2 separate regions of the Mus musculus genome follow, and region 1 is linked to region 2. Evidence: chromatin loops called from intact Hi-C (ENCODE). Cell type or tissue: heart. All regions are shown on one strand. Each heading gives the region's core, and the rest is flanking DNA. Links, peaks and the distances in the headings are about the cores only. Region 1 overlaps Nhej1 (non-homologous end joining factor 1). Region 2 overlaps Ptprn (protein tyrosine phosphatase, receptor type, N).

Evidence for each region. Hi-C counts contacts between places; a loop is a spot of excess contacts. Peaks named below come from ENCODE experiments on the same cell type or tissue, not always from the same donor. Only the 100,000 strongest peaks of a DNase experiment are listed, where the experiment ranks them.
Region 1: it touches region 2 in a loop (2.0-fold over the local background); 1 of 42 quality-filtered maps calls a loop at or near these places.

Annotation. Positions count from the first base shown.
Region 1 is chr1:74,959,984-74,968,308 of GRCm38, reverse strand. Nhej1 (non-homologous end joining factor 1) reads left to right here. Exons shown (of 9, transcript NM_029342.4): 8 at 34-140; 9 at 541-963. The coding sequence ends at 615. Among named protein-coding and RNA genes, the nearest start is that of Ihh, 12 kb to the right of the region's middle. In heart, for the core only: a CTCF peak has its summit at 3,646; a DNase peak (open chromatin) is centred at 3,648; H3K4me3 peaks cover 499 bases; H3K27ac peaks cover 569 bases; H3K27me3 peaks cover 2,660 bases.
Region 2 is chr1:75,250,118-75,258,442 of GRCm38, reverse strand. Ptprn (protein tyrosine phosphatase, receptor type, N) reads left to right here. Exons shown (of 23, transcript NM_008985.3): 5 at 1-64; 6 at 147-498; 7 at 1,019-1,150; 8 at 1,563-1,600; 9 at 2,542-2,816; 10 at 3,232-3,318; 11 at 3,585-3,664; 12 at 3,794-3,858; 13 at 4,302-4,520; 14 at 4,983-5,183; 15 at 5,284-5,431; 16 at 5,599-5,672; 17 at 5,898-5,975; 18 at 6,068-6,187; 1 more. Among named protein-coding and RNA genes, the nearest start is that of Ptprn, 9.9 kb to the left of the region's middle. In heart, for the core only: CTCF peaks have their summits at 4,000 (motif pointing right) and 5,272 (motif pointing left); DNase peaks (open chromatin) are centred at 2,712, 3,962, 4,382 and 6,652; H3K4me3 peaks cover 666 bases; H3K27ac peaks cover 390 bases; H3K27me3 peaks cover 2,492 bases.

The sequences.
Region 1 (8,325 bases), core at 154-8,153, 290 kb after region 2:
CTCTCTGCCTTTAGTTGATCTTTCTGATTTCAGGAGAGACTCAGGCATCAAGCAGCACCTCCCCTCGAGGAACTGATAACCAGCCAGAAGAGCCGGTCTCCCTCTCTTCCACCCTCTCAGAGCCTGAATATGAGCCTGTGGTGAGTCACACATGAGCAGCTTCCTGGGTGGCCGGCCGTCTGAGCACTGGAGATAACTTAGTAACCTCACAGCCATGGTCCCTGCAGTTGCTGCCTAGTTGACAGCACTTTGATAGGATAGAATGAGAGAGATTATTAGCTGATGCTAAACCGAAGAGCATCTTGCTTGCCCATAGACTCCTTGCTTTTCCTGCCACTCGGGCTGAATGATGGACCTTAACTCCCTTTTCACCTTCCTCGACTTCCAGTGATGGCCTGTGAGGGACACGCCCACTTAGACGCTCACAGCACTGCCTACAATAAATCTTAAAGCATGTCAGACACTTTAAGAAGGCTTCAACCAACCAGGAGCCAAGAGGTCTGTTTCAGAACAGAGTAACTGAGTTTCCTTTCCCTCCAGGCTGCTTCAGGCCCTATGCATAGAGCTCGGCTGGTGAAGTCCAAGAGGAAGAAGCCCAGGGGACTCTTCAGTTAACTCTCCATGTCTCAGCCACCACGAAGAGAGCAAAACCGCTTCCTAGCATCACCTGGAAGGAGCTTGCATGGCAGAGCATCCCTCAGAGGCCTGAGTTTGTGTTGACAGGCCACCTGGATGGGGACTTTACCAGGGGAAGCCTGACTCCAACTCACTGGCATTCCGGATATGAGTGACACCAGCTCCTTGCTTGGGTAGTGTTCTTTCTCTAGAACTAGCACCCTATGGCAAACTTAGGTACATGAAGCAAGTTTACAAAGAGGCGCATGCCCAGAACTCCTGGCTGCCTTTCACAGGGGTCTCTCTCTCTCAACACAGAATAAAGGATGCTCACACTCCTCGACTGTTGAGGTTACCTGTGATCTCTGGATCCCAGAATCCCCCTAGAACAGAACTGGGTGTCCCCTAGTCCTGTTGGGTCACATCTGAGCTATCAGCTCCATCCTACAGACGCTTCGTCAGCTTCTCTCATGAGGCTGAGGTCAGCCACAGTTAGAAGACTTGATCTTGAGAACTCTCTCCATGTTGGTACAAGACAGATTACATTTCTGTCAAGCTTGTGTGTGCTTTTTCTGTTTCCTCCCAAAGCACAGGGAATAGGCTAAACCATAATGTCAGGACAAATTACAAATGACTTCAAGTAGTAGGGCTAAAGTAAGGTCCCACAGATGGGGAAAAAAAGAAATTTGACATTTTTTTTTTGGTGTGTGTGTGTGTGTGTGTGTGTGTGTGTGTGTGTCTTTGTATGACTGTGTGTGTATACTGTGTTCGCCTGTCTATGGCTGTGTCCCTGTATGTCTGTCTTTAAACACATACCCACACATAACACCACCACTCTGGCTCAAGACAGTGGCCCAAGACACTCTGTGTAGCCCCAGCTGGCCTAGAACTCACTATGTAGACCAAGCTGGCCTAGGAACTCAGAGCTCAACCTCCTAGGTGCTGGGACTAAAGGCATGCACTGGTTTAAACTGTGTATAGGAGGATGACCTTGACCTCCTGGTCCTTCTGCTTACATTTAAGTGCTAGGATTACAAGTGTGTGTGCTACCACACATGGTTTATGCAGTGCTGGAGATCAGTCCTGTGCTTCCTGCATGCTAGGCACTCTACCAACTAGGCTACACCCACCCACATCCTCTGTCTTCACTCTACTTAAATAATGAAGTAAGTATAGCTAGGATGCTAGGGAACAGGAACCGACCCCAGAAGAATCCTACAACAAAACTGGCATCTTACAGTGTTTAGTAGAAAAAAGTATTAAGGCTAGGATGCCCCAAGAAGATTGCTATGAGTTCGAGGCCAGCCTGAGCTGCAGAGTAAGATAGTGTCTGAAAACAAGAGATGGTTGAGTGAGACAAGCAGAATCCAAAAATCACTCCTGGGCACCTAGGCTTGTCTGCACACAGACTCTTGGTCTTCTCTGCCATGACTTCTTGTGTAGTAAGACCATCTGAAACTTGACCTTGATAGCAGTGGGAAGTGAACTCAGGATTGCTGGGAACACTATGGTAGAGGGAGAGTCAGAGGCAGATGCAGAAACCACTTTGGTGTGCTTGCTTTGGAGGGCTTCCCCGTCTGTCTTCACCCTCTCCCCCTGAGACTGATGTCTCTGCCGGATGTCAGTTCATGGAGATAGGACCATACAAGCCATGCTAAAGTACTAATTATTACAACAGTAATAAGCCGGGCAGTGGTACCACACACCTTTAGTCCCAGCACTCAGGAGCAGAGGCAGATAGAACTCTGAGTTCAAGGCCAGCCCTGTCTACAGAGCCAGGGCTACACAGAGAAACCCTGTCTCAAAAAAAAAAAAAAAAAAAGGGTGTGTGTGGGGGAGCCACAGTAATAAATGACCAGCTTTCTTTGAGCAGTTTGTGTACCAAGTAGTCTGTCCATATGATCATCTCATCATATGATCATCAGCATCATCTGAAGATGGTACCAGTAACCCACTAGGAAACCTAGTCGTGAAATTATTGACTTATTAAATGTGATGCAGCTAGTAAGTGACAGCCCAGCTCGTTACAGCTTCTTAGGTGATTGACTAAAAATATTTCCAGGAAGATTTTTCTTCTTCTTGCAGTCTTCCACAGTCCACATCTCTTTCCTGGACCCTGCCTTCCAGCAGGATGGCTCTCCTCCATGCGGGCTCTCCGAGACGGGAGCCCCTGGCGATGCTGGGGCTTTCTGCTGGCCACACATTCCCCTGCTGCTGCTCACTTTGCTTTACCTTGGGGCAGGGCTGCAGCACCTCAGGGTGTGCCCTGTGGTAGACACTCACCACAGTGAAGCTCTGTGTCCTACCCTGGCTAATCCTTCTGCCCAAATCGCAGCCTCAAGCAGGCATTCTTAATTATGACTCCCCTAAAATTACAAGGAAAGTTCTCCAAACAACTTTGTTCATCTTCTCATGAGATTGTGGGACTCTATCAAAAGAGTATGCCTCGTCACCTTCCAGTCCACTGCTCCTGTGTTCTCAGAGGCTGCTCCTGCCTTGGGGGTATTGCTCAAATGCGTCGTTAGGGAAACATTACTGCCAGGAGCCCTGGCTCAGGCATCACTGAAGCCCTTACCCCTGAGCTGGGTGGTGTTTGAGAATCATTCATCCCAGGGCAACTCCAGGGAAATCCCGCTTTGACAAATTGGCCTAGCCAGGCTCTATTCCAGCCCTGCCCCCTGGCTTGGGCCCCTCCCTGAGGCCCCCAGCCTGGCCCAACCCCCATTCCCCATGCACATAAAAGGGTCGAATTCTCGTGGCTGCTCCATAAATTTTATTCCGTAAATATTAGTTTTCCCTGTGTTTAATAAAGCAGTGGCCCACCTCCCCGCCTACCCGCCCGCTCCCCGGGGCCGGGGCTGGGGCCAGGGCTGGCTGGTGGGAGAAGGGACTCTTTCAATTGCTTTGGAGTATTTTTAGAAAAAAAAATAATATAAGGTGGTTTACACGAGCAAGCCAGCAAGCCAGGAGCAGGGCTTGGGACCTCGAGGAAGTTCCTGCAACTGGACCTAAAAAGTAGAGAAACAGCGCCACCTAGGTCACGAGGCCTACTTGGCCATGCTGGTGATTCCCCCATGCTGTCAGCTAGGGACCAGCCAGCTAGCGCAGGTCACTCCTTGCTGAAGAGCTGGATAGTACTCCCTTACCTGGTGCCTTATGGAGTTTCCCAGCAGCCCTTCCAAGCAGAGACCAAACTGGGTTCTGGAAAAACCCACCAGGGCCATTCCTTTCTCTTGACACTAGGAGCTAGCCTCCTGGTCCAGGAGTGTTTCCAAGGGATAGTGATGTAACTGAGAAGGAAGAAACCACCTCATCTCCATCTTCCCTGGAATTCCTAGAGCTCAAGGTGACAGAGAGAGAGGTCTGTGCTTCTGTACTCTGGACTGGCTAGACCAAGATCTTTGCAGGTCGGCTGGCAAGGCTCATCCCAGGGCACCCGGAGAACACTCCTTGTTCATTTAAGGCTCCCTTAGCTCCCAATCCTTTATTACCACTACAGGTGGGAGCAGTCTGGAGAGTCTCGGGAGCCCCTGCTTATGCTGCAGAGATGGTGGAGATGGGAGGGACAGGGACGAAGAGTTGCACCTCTCCTACCCGGCTGTTGGTTCTCCATCATTCCTGATGTTGCCAGGGACAACTTCTTCTCTTCACTCACTCTGTCTTTTATTTTCTCCGACTCACAAAACTACAAAGATTTGCTCTACAGAGTTTAAGGGAAGCCTAACTCCTCTAATGACGTTGACCTGACATGAGCTAACCTCTGCTAACCCCGTCATTACTCATTAATGTACCCTATGCCAACAGGCATGTTTCTTGTGTGCTTTGGTTTCTGCTTTTCATATGAACGTTTCGAACTAGCTGGAAATGTCACCATGATGATGTTATGGTACTAAAGGCACAACTATGTTAACAGTCTTTTAAGCAATCAAAATGTATTTTTCTAGGTTCTTCTCTGAGTAATCTGTCTTTTGTAATAGTCTTTGGGATGGGAGGAGCCCGTTTCAAAGGAGCGAGGGACACAGTGTAAGGAAGCCATCAACCATAGTTACTCATCCCTGGTCCCTGGAAAAGTTGAAACAGATTATACTAGGCCCTTAGATACAGGAGAACACTCAGGCAGAGAAGGAAGTTACTGTTTTGGGGTGGCCCCTAGTTGCTGATCCCACGTATACTATATGGCACGCAAGATCAAGGCTGTTTGTTGAGTTTGGCGCCTTCCTTGGTCCACTTTCCTGGGCCTTCCTTGAGTGAATGAGAGGATTGAGTTGAGGCAGCCTGTCTGAGTGTGAGGGGTGGGGACCCCAGGGGATCCCTGTTAGAGAAGCTCTCAGAGCCCTTTTTAGGGAACACTTCCCCTCACAGGTACTATATGGCAGTCCTTTATGTACCTTCCCAGTTCTGTGGTTCCCACCTGGCACATGGGATGCCATTAGATGGTACCAAAGTACTCTACCGAATGCTTACTCTGTGTACTGGCTGGTAAGCCGCACACTCTCTGCTTTCCTTTCTGGATCCCAGCAGACCTCTGTTTGCTTCCCACACCCCTGGACCCCAGTGAGTGAGTGCTGGCCTCTGGGCACCCAACTCTCATGGACTTCTGAGAATCGGACCGACCTACCAGGGGAACCCGGAAGAGGCATTGGAAGAACTCCAGGGTGTGGGGAGCACACAGCCATTGACTCACCTGGGACGATTGTGCCAGGATTACTTGTCCTGCTGGGCCAAGGGCCAGTAGTTAAAGGAGCATGCAGTACACTCTACCTCCTTGAGCTTTGGGGCCCAAAAACAATGGCAGAGCTGTAACTGGGAGTGGGACTTGGGGGCTTCTGGGAGTCTCTTCTGAAATCTGGGTGTTATATTTACTTTTTCATATGGGCAGCTGGAAGGGGAAGCCCATCCCAGCTCAGCATTGTTGTCTAACATGGTTAATCAGATCCTATAATCCTGCTGTGGAAATATTGGGCCTCACTCAAAACAATAGAGACCAAGAATATTGTGGTTAAATTTCAACCAACTGCCTCCCTGGCCTGTTTGCCTAACCCCTACCTCCCTCTCTCGGGCCAGAGTCCTCCCAGCTTTATGGACCCCTGATAGGATCCACAGCCTGGTCAGAAATCGGTGACAGGAGAGGGGAGAATAGAGCAGGGGAGAGAGCAGGGGTTCTCTCTACTGCTGTTCCACCTGTCCTCTCCTCCCTCCCCAGGCCTTGCGTGGGGAACAGGGGTGATAGTGAGGTCAGAAACAAGCACTGCTTGGTACCATGGGTGGTAAGGAAATTCCATGTTCAAGACATGGTCAGGAAAGACCTCTGATATTATTGTTGTCACCTGATGCCTCCAGGGCACTGAGCAGTGCCAGTGGGTATGCATCACTCTTGGGAGGGATGGGAAGACACTGGTTGGAAGGCAGAGTGCTAATAACCCCAACAGAACAGCAACCTTAGTGCTAACAACCTGAAGGTCTGCTGAGGTGGTGCTCACGACAGCTTGAGTGTTTTCATGGTGGAGGCTAGCTCCGTTGTGTTGCTAGCTTTGATAGCTGTGAATTAAATGTAGCAAGGTAATTTAAGTAATTATAATATCAAGCCAAAGGGATACACTAAAATGAAAAAGAAGTGTGAGTCTTGAGTCAAAAGATCAGAAGCAGTGTCTGGGTTAACGATCTGTTCATGGAGAGCCTGAGAAAGCTGCCTCTGCAGACTTGGAGCCTCCTTAGCTTTGTACTTGGCCGTCATACACCCTAGATGTACAGGCCACAGGTTGCAGCCACACTGCTCCTGGAGGTGTCACCAGTCGGTGACGTGAGTTACAGTGAGGCCCCAGTTCCAGTACTGTGGACTATTGAACGGTCAAAGTATACATGCATTTTTAGGATTTGAAGAATGGAAATAGCAGGCCTGTGCCAAGTGAAACTGTATTAATCTGTTCGTATAGGGTGGGGCGGTACAACAGTGAAGAAGTCTTGAAACTATTTTTCCTCCCTAAGTGCGCTGAGTGATGGGTGTCAGGGTTCCTGAGGAAAACTCTCCAAAGCCACTGTAAGACAGACACTACTTGGTGGGAGATGAGCTTCCCACCAGAAAGAGGTCTGGAGAGCAGGCAGCTCCTGGAAGTAAGCACCCAAGACATGCATGTGCTTCTGGGTGTGAGTCCCCAACATCAGTTAATGGTGGTCAACAGCTGGGACTGAAGCAGGCACGGGCACCTGATGATCTAAGTAAGGTGCCTTCAAATTCATGTTCAAGTGGTTGAGACACTGAGTGGAAATGCTTCAGTCGGAGAGAGGTCCCCGCAGAAGCTCTAGGCAATGGGCCATGTCATTGACCAGAGAGTAGGGCATGAAAAGACCTCATGGTGACCGTGGACTTGAATTGCTCATGGAAAAGACCAATGGGAAAGAACAGTTCGGATTACTATAATTACTATTACTTGAAGGGGCTGGCACAAGTTTGTTGGGAACAAATAGAAAGAATTACTGAACTCGCATTAACTCAAATCATGTATATAATGAGCATCCCTACCAACTGGTGGTACCTCTGTGTGGCCACATAGACACACACCTTGATTTCAACAACCCTTCAGAGGTCCAAAGCAGACATGTAAAGGATGGATTTTATTTACAGGTTACTCAAGTCTGTCTGTCTGTCTCTGTGTCTCATTTCAAAATCTTATATATTACTGTTATTTTGTACTTACTCTGAACTATGTTGTGTTCATTTACATATTAGTACCTTTAAAGAGTAGATTATCTTTCTTCACTTTGAGCTCCCCCCACCCCAGACAGGGTTTCTCTGTGTAGCCCTGGCTGTCCTGGAACTCACTTTGTAGACCAGGCTGGCCTTGAACTCAGAAATCCGCCTGCCTCTGCCTCCCGAGTGCTGGGATTAAAGTCGTGTGCCACCATGCCCGGCACACTTTGACCTTCATAAAAACGTTGGAACTCACCTTCATGGGCTAGTGGTGTAGCTCAGTGGTACAGCACCTGCCTAGTGTGCTCAAGGCCCTAGGCATGCTGGCGGGGAAAAAAAAAAAAGAATGAGTAAAGTGGAATCTTTAACAATAGAATTGCTCTTTAAAAAGGAAGAGAAAAACAAAGAAAAGAAAAATAGGTAGTCAATGGTGGCATACACCTTTAATCCCAGTACTCTGGAGGCAGAGGCAGGCCGATCTCTGAGTTTGAGGCCAGCCTGGTCTACAAAGTAAGATCCAGGACAGCCAGGGCTACACAGAGAAACCCTGTCTCAAAAAACCTAAATAAATAACTAATGAATTAATTAAGTAATAGGAAGAGGAGAGGCTGAAGGAGTGACTGGTGGGTAGGGTGGTTCATAGTACTGCTGCTCTTGCAGAGGACCAGGGTTAAGTTCCCACTACCCACATGGTGGCTACGAAGCCACTCCTAGCTTTAGTTCCAGGGGACCCACGCCCTCTCCTGAACTCCACGAGCACCAGGCACGCATGTCGTACACAGCCATATGTAGATGCAGGCAAGACACCCGTACGCATACAACAGGTTAGATCTAAAAACAGCACATTTTAAAAGGAGGACAAACAGCAGCAGGTGCCAGAAAGGAAACCACCCTTGCTCAGAAAGTAGAAGTCAAGCTCACTCCCTGGGCTGAACTGTCTTATCTTTGTCAATCACACACCTCTCTTTGCTCTGTCAGGGGCTTGTCAGGGCCCCCGCTCTAGGCTGCTCTGTCTACTTAGA
Region 2 (8,325 bases), core at 131-8,130:
ACAGCCTCCACACCCTGCTCTGACCTATGAACCTGCACTGCTACAGCCTTACCTCTTCCACCAGGTGAGACCTCCAACCTGGCCATGCCCCGACCCCAGTACCCAGCCCTGACTCTGCTCTTACCCACAACTCTGTCTCCCCACAGTTTGGCTCCCGAGATGGCTCCCGGGGCTCAGAGAGCTCCTCTGGGGTAGTTGGTGTTGGTCACCTGTCCAAGGCTGAAGGTCCTGCACTCTTCAGCAGAAGTGCCTCCAAGGCCATTTTGGGGACTCACTCTGGACACTCTTTTGGGGACCTTACAGGTCCCTCACCTGCTCAACTTTTCCAAGATTCAGGGCTGCTCTACATGGCCCAAGAGTTGCCAGTGCCTGGCAGAGCCCGGGCACCAAGGTTGCCAGAGAATGGGGGCAACAGGGCAGAGGACTCTTCAGAGGGCCATGAGGAGGAAGTACTAGGGGGTCGTGGGGAGAAGTCCCCTCCCCAAGCAGCACAACCAGGTAGCAGTGGCCTCAGCCTCTACCTCTCTGTCTTGGGGTTGGGGTGGGGTCTACCTCTTTGCTGGGGCCCTTCCTGGCTACCTTTGAAGATGTTCACTTATTCATTTGTTTATTCAGTTATATTTTTATTTTATTTTTAAGACGAGGTCTTGCTGTTACCCCAGGTTATCCTTGAACTCATTTTTAGCTCAGGCAGGACTCAAACCTGCTGCAATCCTCTTGCCTCAGACTCCTGAGTTCTGAGGATCACACACGCAAATCACCACAGCTGGCATTCTGCCTTTCGTTCACACATTTAACTGTCTATTGACAAGCTGATCCACACAGCCCTAGCTTCGATGTGGGGAGAGTGGGGTGTGCACCTGGCACACCTCGAGTATGTCCAAGGTTTGGGAATGAGCATCCGTGTCCTAGTGCTTGAAAAGAATTTGCAATGTGCATGTCCCATGCCCCAACCACCTCTCAGCACTGCAGTCCTTTTCCACCGTCCGCCCTAAGCTCCGTGTCTGGCTCCCGGCAGAATTGAGTCTGCAGAGATTGACTGCTGTACTGGCAGGCTATGGAGTAGAGCTGCGTCAGTTGACCCCGGAGCAGTTTTCTACCCTCTTGACCCTGCTGCAGTTGCTGCCCAAGGGCACAGGAAGAAATCTTGGTGAGTGTCCAGTCAGGGAGGCCAGCAGCTCGCATCTCCACGGAGGTTATTGTAGAGGAGAGTTTGGGGGTTTTCTTCTTCTTGATATGGGGTCTTGCTGTAGTCTAGGATGCTCTGAAAACCCATGTTCCTGCCTCTACCTCCAGAGTTTAGGATACAGGCATGGTCCAGCAGCCTGGCTGGAAAGAGAGTTCTTTTGAGGACAGGGAGCAAGAGGGTAAGCAGGGGAGGTGAAGCATTAGACCAGGAAAGGGACTAGAGAGTGGGAAGCTCATGGAGGCGGTGGGTGAGTGGGAGCCTGGGCAGAGGGGGTGGCATCTGGGTTGTTAATAGGACAGAGGTCACACAGATAGAACAGGTTCAAGAGTGCTGGTCCTTTTGGCCTTGACTATTGCTTTTTGTGTTTCTACAGAAGGGGCTGTAAATGTTGGAGGAGCCGATGTCAAGAAAGTGAGTTCCTAGCACCTAGCTGCCACACACACATATACACACATACACACACATACATACACATACACACACACATACACACACACATACATACACATACACACATACATACACACACACACATACACATACATACACACACATACATACACACATACATACACATACACACATACATACACACAAATACATACACACACACACACACACACATACACACACATACAAACACATACACACATACACACACATACACACACATACATACACATACACACATACATACACACACATACATATACACACATACATACACATACACACACACACACACACACACACACACACACACCTTTGCTTTGAGATCATGGCTCGGAATCTATCCTCTGGTCCCTCACTTTAAGGCCTAGAGACTTCAAATAATCACCTGCGGCCTCACTTAAAGTCAACAGCACTAGAAGCCAGAATCTTTAATCCGCTCCTCTTTTGACCACAATCCATTCAGAGTCCCATGTTTCCTACAGTGGGGTCTTTGGTGGAGGTTCCATCCTGCTGTAGCTAGATAAGCTTTGTCTCTGTGTTTTAGGTGTAGGCTTCTAACTATTGCCACAGAACAAAAGCCTAAAAACCGCTGCCTTTCTGTTTATCTTTCCCAATTATTGGGCTCAGCTCCCCATCACCACCCCACCCCACAGAATGGAAGCCCCATTCTGTGGTTTACAGACCATATTTCACTCACTAAACCTTATACTCCCACATTCATACATTCGATTCACACTCCATGGATGCGCTCTCTGTTAGCCATTGTGTGGGCTTTGGGGGTTAAAAAGTTAAACCGTTCCTAAACTCCACTGTAAAGAGTTTAGAGCCCAAAGTGTGACCGCCCCTCCTCCCCAGCCCTTCCACTCTAGAAGTCACGCCTGCATCCTGTCTTATAACAGACAATACAACAGATGCAGAGAGGAGACCCAGCAGAAGCTCTGCCCCCCACACCCTCGCTTCCTGGGTACCTCACTGCCAGCCCTGCCTCCAGCGAAGTTCAGCAGGTGCTGAGCCCTGGTTTCCCTGAACCTCCCCACACACCCAGCCCTCTGGGCTCCTCCTCAGTCCTTCTGGAGAAGAAAAGTCCCTTGGGCCAGAGCCAGCCCACAGTGGTGGGACGGCCATCAGCTCGACCATCGGCCGAGGAGTATGGCTATATCGTCACTGACCAGAAGTGAGTGCTGCATCCTGGGGAAGCCCTCCAGTCCCTATGGGATTGGGTTAGCCTGTCTGGCAAGAAGCAAAGAGCAAGAATCCAGTGCTATTTAAAAAAAAAAAAAAAAGGTTGGGAGGAGTGGGGCTGGAGAGATGGCTCAGCGGTTAAGGGCACTGACTGCTCTTCCGAAGGTCCTGAGTTCAAATCTCAGCAACCACATGGTGACTCACAACCCTCCGTAATAAGATCTGATGCCCTCTCCTGGTGTGTCTAAAGACAGCTACAATGTACTTAGATAGAATAATAAATAAATCTTTAAAAAAAAAAAAAGAGGTAGAGGGGGGAGGGGTAGTTCTACACGTCTTGAGGTGGCCTGTCTCAAAAGAGTGCCTGAGAGTCACCACTTCCCTCTCTGCCTGCTCCCCTCCTGCAGACCCCTGAGCCTGGTGGCTGGAGTGAGGCTGCTGGAGATTCTGGCTGAGCACGTGCATATGTCCTCCGGTAGCTTTATCAACATCAGGTGGGGTTGCCATTGTGGTGGGACAGCGTGGGGTGGGGGTGGGGGCGTCTAGCCTGAGTGAGGTGGGAAGACAGCTCTGGGGTCAGAGACCCCCCCCCCAACTTGTCAAAGCAGGGGAGCCACACGTAGGCCTGCTGCTAGCCTCATCCTGAATCTGCCTGTCATTAGACACACTCGTGGGAATCCCTGATCTGCCTTGCCGGCCTCTTTATTTAGAATCTGGAGTCTCCGGTGGGTAAGGGAGTAACATATTTCCTATTTGGCAGTGTGGTGGGACCAGCTGTCACCTTCCGAATCCGGCACAATGAGCAGAACCTGTCTTTGGCAGATGTGACCCAGCAAGCTGGTAAATAGCACCCTGTCTTCGAATCCAGGCTCCGCATGACCCCAGCCTTGATTCCTGTGCTGATCCTTCCCTAAACTATTTCCAGCCCACATAGGGCTGAAAAGAGCCTGGCTTGCACCCTTCCTGCAGGGCTGGTGAAGTCTGAACTGGAAGCGCAGACAGGGCTCCAGATTTTGCAGACAGGGGTGGGACAGGTAAGCACTAACTGTAGAATCTGTCAAAGCCCTCGTAGGTCTGACTCTGCACACAAGAGAGGAGGCAAGAACAGGAACTTAAAGGGTTGAAAGTTCACTAGGCTCACCAGCCTTCTTTCCCCATGCAGCCCGTCTCTGTGTAGTTCTCATTTTGACCAACAGATGGCGCAGTGGCGCTTTCCTGAAGGACCATTCTTAAAGCTATATCATCCTTTTCATGACATCTTTTTTTCTGTTTCTATGGAAATCCTTCTGGTGGGATCACCCAAAGTCTCTAGCTCTTGAATTGGTCCATTGTGGATTTGGAAGGAAGCTGTATGCCCTTCTGCCTGTTACCTTCATACCCCTGCCTGTCACAGCTTTGTCCCTAGAGGTGGCCTAAGTAGGAGTCAAGGCCCAGTCTCCCCGCAACCATCCCTCTGATTCTGGTTTTGTTCCCACAGAGGGAGGAAGCAGCTGAAGTCCTTCCCCGACAAGCCCATGGCATATCTCCCATGCGCTCAGTGCTGCTTACTCTAGTGGCCCTGGCAGGCGTCGCTGGGCTGCTAGTGGCTTTGGCAGTGGCCTTGTGTATGCGCCATCATTCGAGACAGCGGGATAAGGAGCGCCTGGCAGCGCTGGGGCCGGAGGGGGCCCATGGTGACACTACTTTTGAGTACCAGGTGTGAAACTATAGAAGCTCATGGAGGGAAGGACCTACAAGGGGCTCGAGTGACCCAGTCTTGTGTGGAGTAAGGATGTGGGCAGAATGAGAGGTCCTGTCTGGGTAAAGGATGGAAAGGTCCTGGAAGGGGTGTTGGGACATACTTTTTAGATGAATATGGGCTGGGAATAGTTGGCTCTGGAGATGCCTCCCAGGAATATGATTCTGGGATTCTACTTTGTGGTATCTGAGGTTGTCATATGCACCAAGGCAGAAAAGAATGAGGGCGAAAGACAGATCTTACTCATCCCGTTGATCAGAGACAAAGCCTAAGGCATTGTTTGTTTGGAGAGCTGGGAACTGAACTCCGCACATTGGGCAAGCGCTAAGCCTGCAGGACCACTAAGCTCCAGCCTGTGGCTTAGAAACCTTGTAGAGGGATTCTAAGGACCCCCACCCTCACCCAATCCTTCCTCTGCAGGACCTGTGTCGCCAGCACATGGCCACAAAGTCCCTGTTTAACCGGGCGGAGGGTCAGCCAGAGCCTTCTAGGGTGAGCAGTGTGTCCTCCCAGTTCAGCGACGCGGCCCAGGCCAGCCCCAGTTCCCACAGCAGCACACCATCTTGGTGCGAGGAGCCCGCCCAGGCCAACATGGACATCTCCACAGGACACATGATTCTGGTCAGGAAAGGGCCCAGGCCTAAAGTGGGGAGGGAACAGCATAGCAGGAGAGGCAGGACGGGCAGTGTGGCCCAGAGCCGGGCTGTGGTGCCCCCTACAGGCATACATGGAGGATCACCTTCGGAACCGGGACCGGTTGGCCAAGGAGTGGCAGGCTCTGTGCGCCTACCAAGCAGAGCCAAACACCTGTGCCGCCGCACAGGATGAGAGCAACATCAAGAAGAACCGCCATCCTGACTTCCTACCCTGTAAGCGAGTCGTGGGCCAACTTGGCCCCACACTCTGCTAGGAGCAGTTCGAGGCTGGGGGTGGGAGGTGGAGGGTGGGGAGTAGGGGATGGGGAGGAGTGGGGCTCCTGGTTCGGGCTGGGTGGCAGAGTCCTGGGGCCAGAAGGTCATTTGTGAGTTCTGTGCAGATGACCATGCCCGAATCAAGCTGAAAGTGGAGAGCAGCCCTTCTCGGAGTGATTACATCAACGCCAGCCCCATCGTGAGCAGCTCCGATTCCCACACTGATTCTGCCCATCAGCACTGCTCCTCTTTATTCCATCCCCCGTAGTCATCTCTTACTCCAGCCAAGCCCTGAAACTGTAGAGCCCATGTCCTCGAACTTAGGCATCTCAGCCTCCCCCACACCCTGGCCCACTCTTGACCAAGCCTCACTCCAAGCTGGCCCTTCTCATTCTGGCTCATGACATATCCTCTCTGCCCTTAGATCGAGCATGACCCTCGGATGCCGGCCTACATAGCCACACAGGGACCACTGTCCCACACCATCGCGGACTTCTGGCAGGTGCACGCTTGGAGAGGGGTTTTCCTGAGGCCCCTGAAGCCTGCCAGAGCCAGGGAACGTAGAGGGCCGCTTACCTGGATCTCTGTCCTTAGATGGTGTGGGAGAGTGGCTGCACTGTCATCGTTATGCTGACCCCGTTGGTGGAGGACGGTGTCAAACAGTGTGACCGCTACTGGCCGGATGAAGGATCTTCCCTCTACCACGTCTATGAGGTCAGAGTACCCAACAGTAAGGGGTAAATGGTGACATTTTAAAATATGAATGTGTATATGTATAGGTTCATGCATGCATACACACACATCATACATACATACATACATACATACATACATACATGAAAGCTTGTATATTCTGTCTAGCACCAAAAAGCATTTGTAGGGACTCTGAGCCATGCGTATGTAAGACAGGGAAAATAAATATCCAAAGACTGAAATTACCGCCTTTAACCTCCCGAAATATTTAACATTTGCACTGCTTGGGGAGCAGGAGGGTGAGGACTGGAGCGGAGCGCGTGCGCACCTGTGCTCAGACCGTGCCCGATATCTGACAGGTGAACCTGGTGTCGGAGCACATCTGGTGCGAGGACTTCCTGGTGCGGAGCTTCTACCTTAAGAACCTGCAGACCCAGGAGACGCGCACGCTCACTCAGTTCCACTTCCTCAGCTGGCCGGCAGAGGGCACTCCGGCCTCCACCCGGCCGCTGCTGGACTTCCGCAGGTGAGCAAGCTGCCAGCTGCCACCCATGAGCTCTTACTGGGGGACAAGGTCTGGCCTGGAGCCTCGCCCTTGATCTCTGTCCCTACCACCAGCCTCCCATCCCCAAACCAGTACTGACAGTTTGGCCGTCCTACCCTACCCTGGTGCCCTTTCTCACACCCGCATTCTCACTCCGCCATTTCACCATCTGGCTCCTTAGCTGGCCTGGAGCCAATGTGTGTGTGTGTGTGTGTGTGTGTGTGTGTGTGTGTGTGTGTGTGTGTGTGTGTCCCTGGAGGCGGGGGTTCCCCTCTCCTCTCCTGCAGGGGCTCCTCTCCTGCAGGGGCCCTGCTTTGCCTCCTGCCTTGCCCTTCTGGGCCTCAGCTCTGTGCTGGCTTGCTCTTTCACTCTCTCCTGTCCAGCTTCTAGCTTCCATCCTCATCTTTCTTACTGTCTTTCTGCCTCTATTTCTTATTTCTCTTTTTCTTTTTTTTTTTTTCTTTCCTTTTTCTTTCTTTCTCTCTTTTTTCTTTTTTTCTTTTTTTTTTTTTTTTTTTTTTTTTTGGTTTTACAAGACAGGGTTTCTCTATATAGTCCTGATAGCCCTGGCTGTCCAGGAACTCACTCTGTAGACCAGTCTGTCTAGGAACTCAGAAATCCACCTGCCTCTGCCTCCCAAGTGCTCTTTCTTCCCCTTCCTTTCCCTCTTCTCTGCATCTCCATCACTCTCCCCGCCCCCCCTTTCTGTCTTCATTTCTCCCTCTGCACCTCTCCCTTCTGTCTCTCCCTCTCCCCCTCAGTCTCATGGCTGCCAGCATCATTTATTTATTTTTGTGATCTCTGCTGATAGTCTCACTTCAGTTGAACAGCCACCTAAGTGGTCATTGGCAGGTGTGGCAACCCCATGGATGGAACAGGCAGGCGGGCTGGTCAAGAAGGGACTAGCCTGAGGGCTGCTCCGAGAACTGGGGCAGGAATGTAGAAAGAGACCAAGATTACCCTGCAGGGAGTTTGGAGGGGGAGGGGGAGGGTGCTGAAGCAAACACTAGCAGAGGGAGTAGCCTGCTGTAACACAACACCCAGCATCCCTTGCCATTCACACACAGGTGGCAGGGAAGCCTCTATACTGAAACCATCTGTTCCTCTGACTTGTGCCAAGTTGGCCTGGATCTCCAGTGCCAGGCAGAGGGGCAAGAGTTGAGGTGGGGACCTTGGTAGTTTCTGAACTCCAGGATGACTGATTTCTGACTATCGTGCAACCTGAGGCACATTTTGAAAGTGATGTCAGAGTATTAAATTATTTCCATGTTTCCACCCACATTTAAAAATGTCAGCAGAGATGGCACGCACCTGTAACTCCAGCTGTGCAGGAGGCTGAGGCAGGAGATCTGCAAGTTCAAGGCCAATCTGAACAGCTTAGTTAGGCCCTGTCCAATAAATAGTGAAAAGGGGCTGGGGACGTAACTCAGTGGTTGAAAACTTTCACAAGACCCTGGGTTCAGTCCTTACTACTGAATAATAAGTAATAATGTTAATATTTTTAAAGTAAAAGTTTTAAAGATTTGAGTACACTGTCGTTCTCTTCAGACACATCAGAAGAGGGTATCAGACCCCATTACAGATGGTTGTGAGCCACCATGTGGTTGCTGGGAGT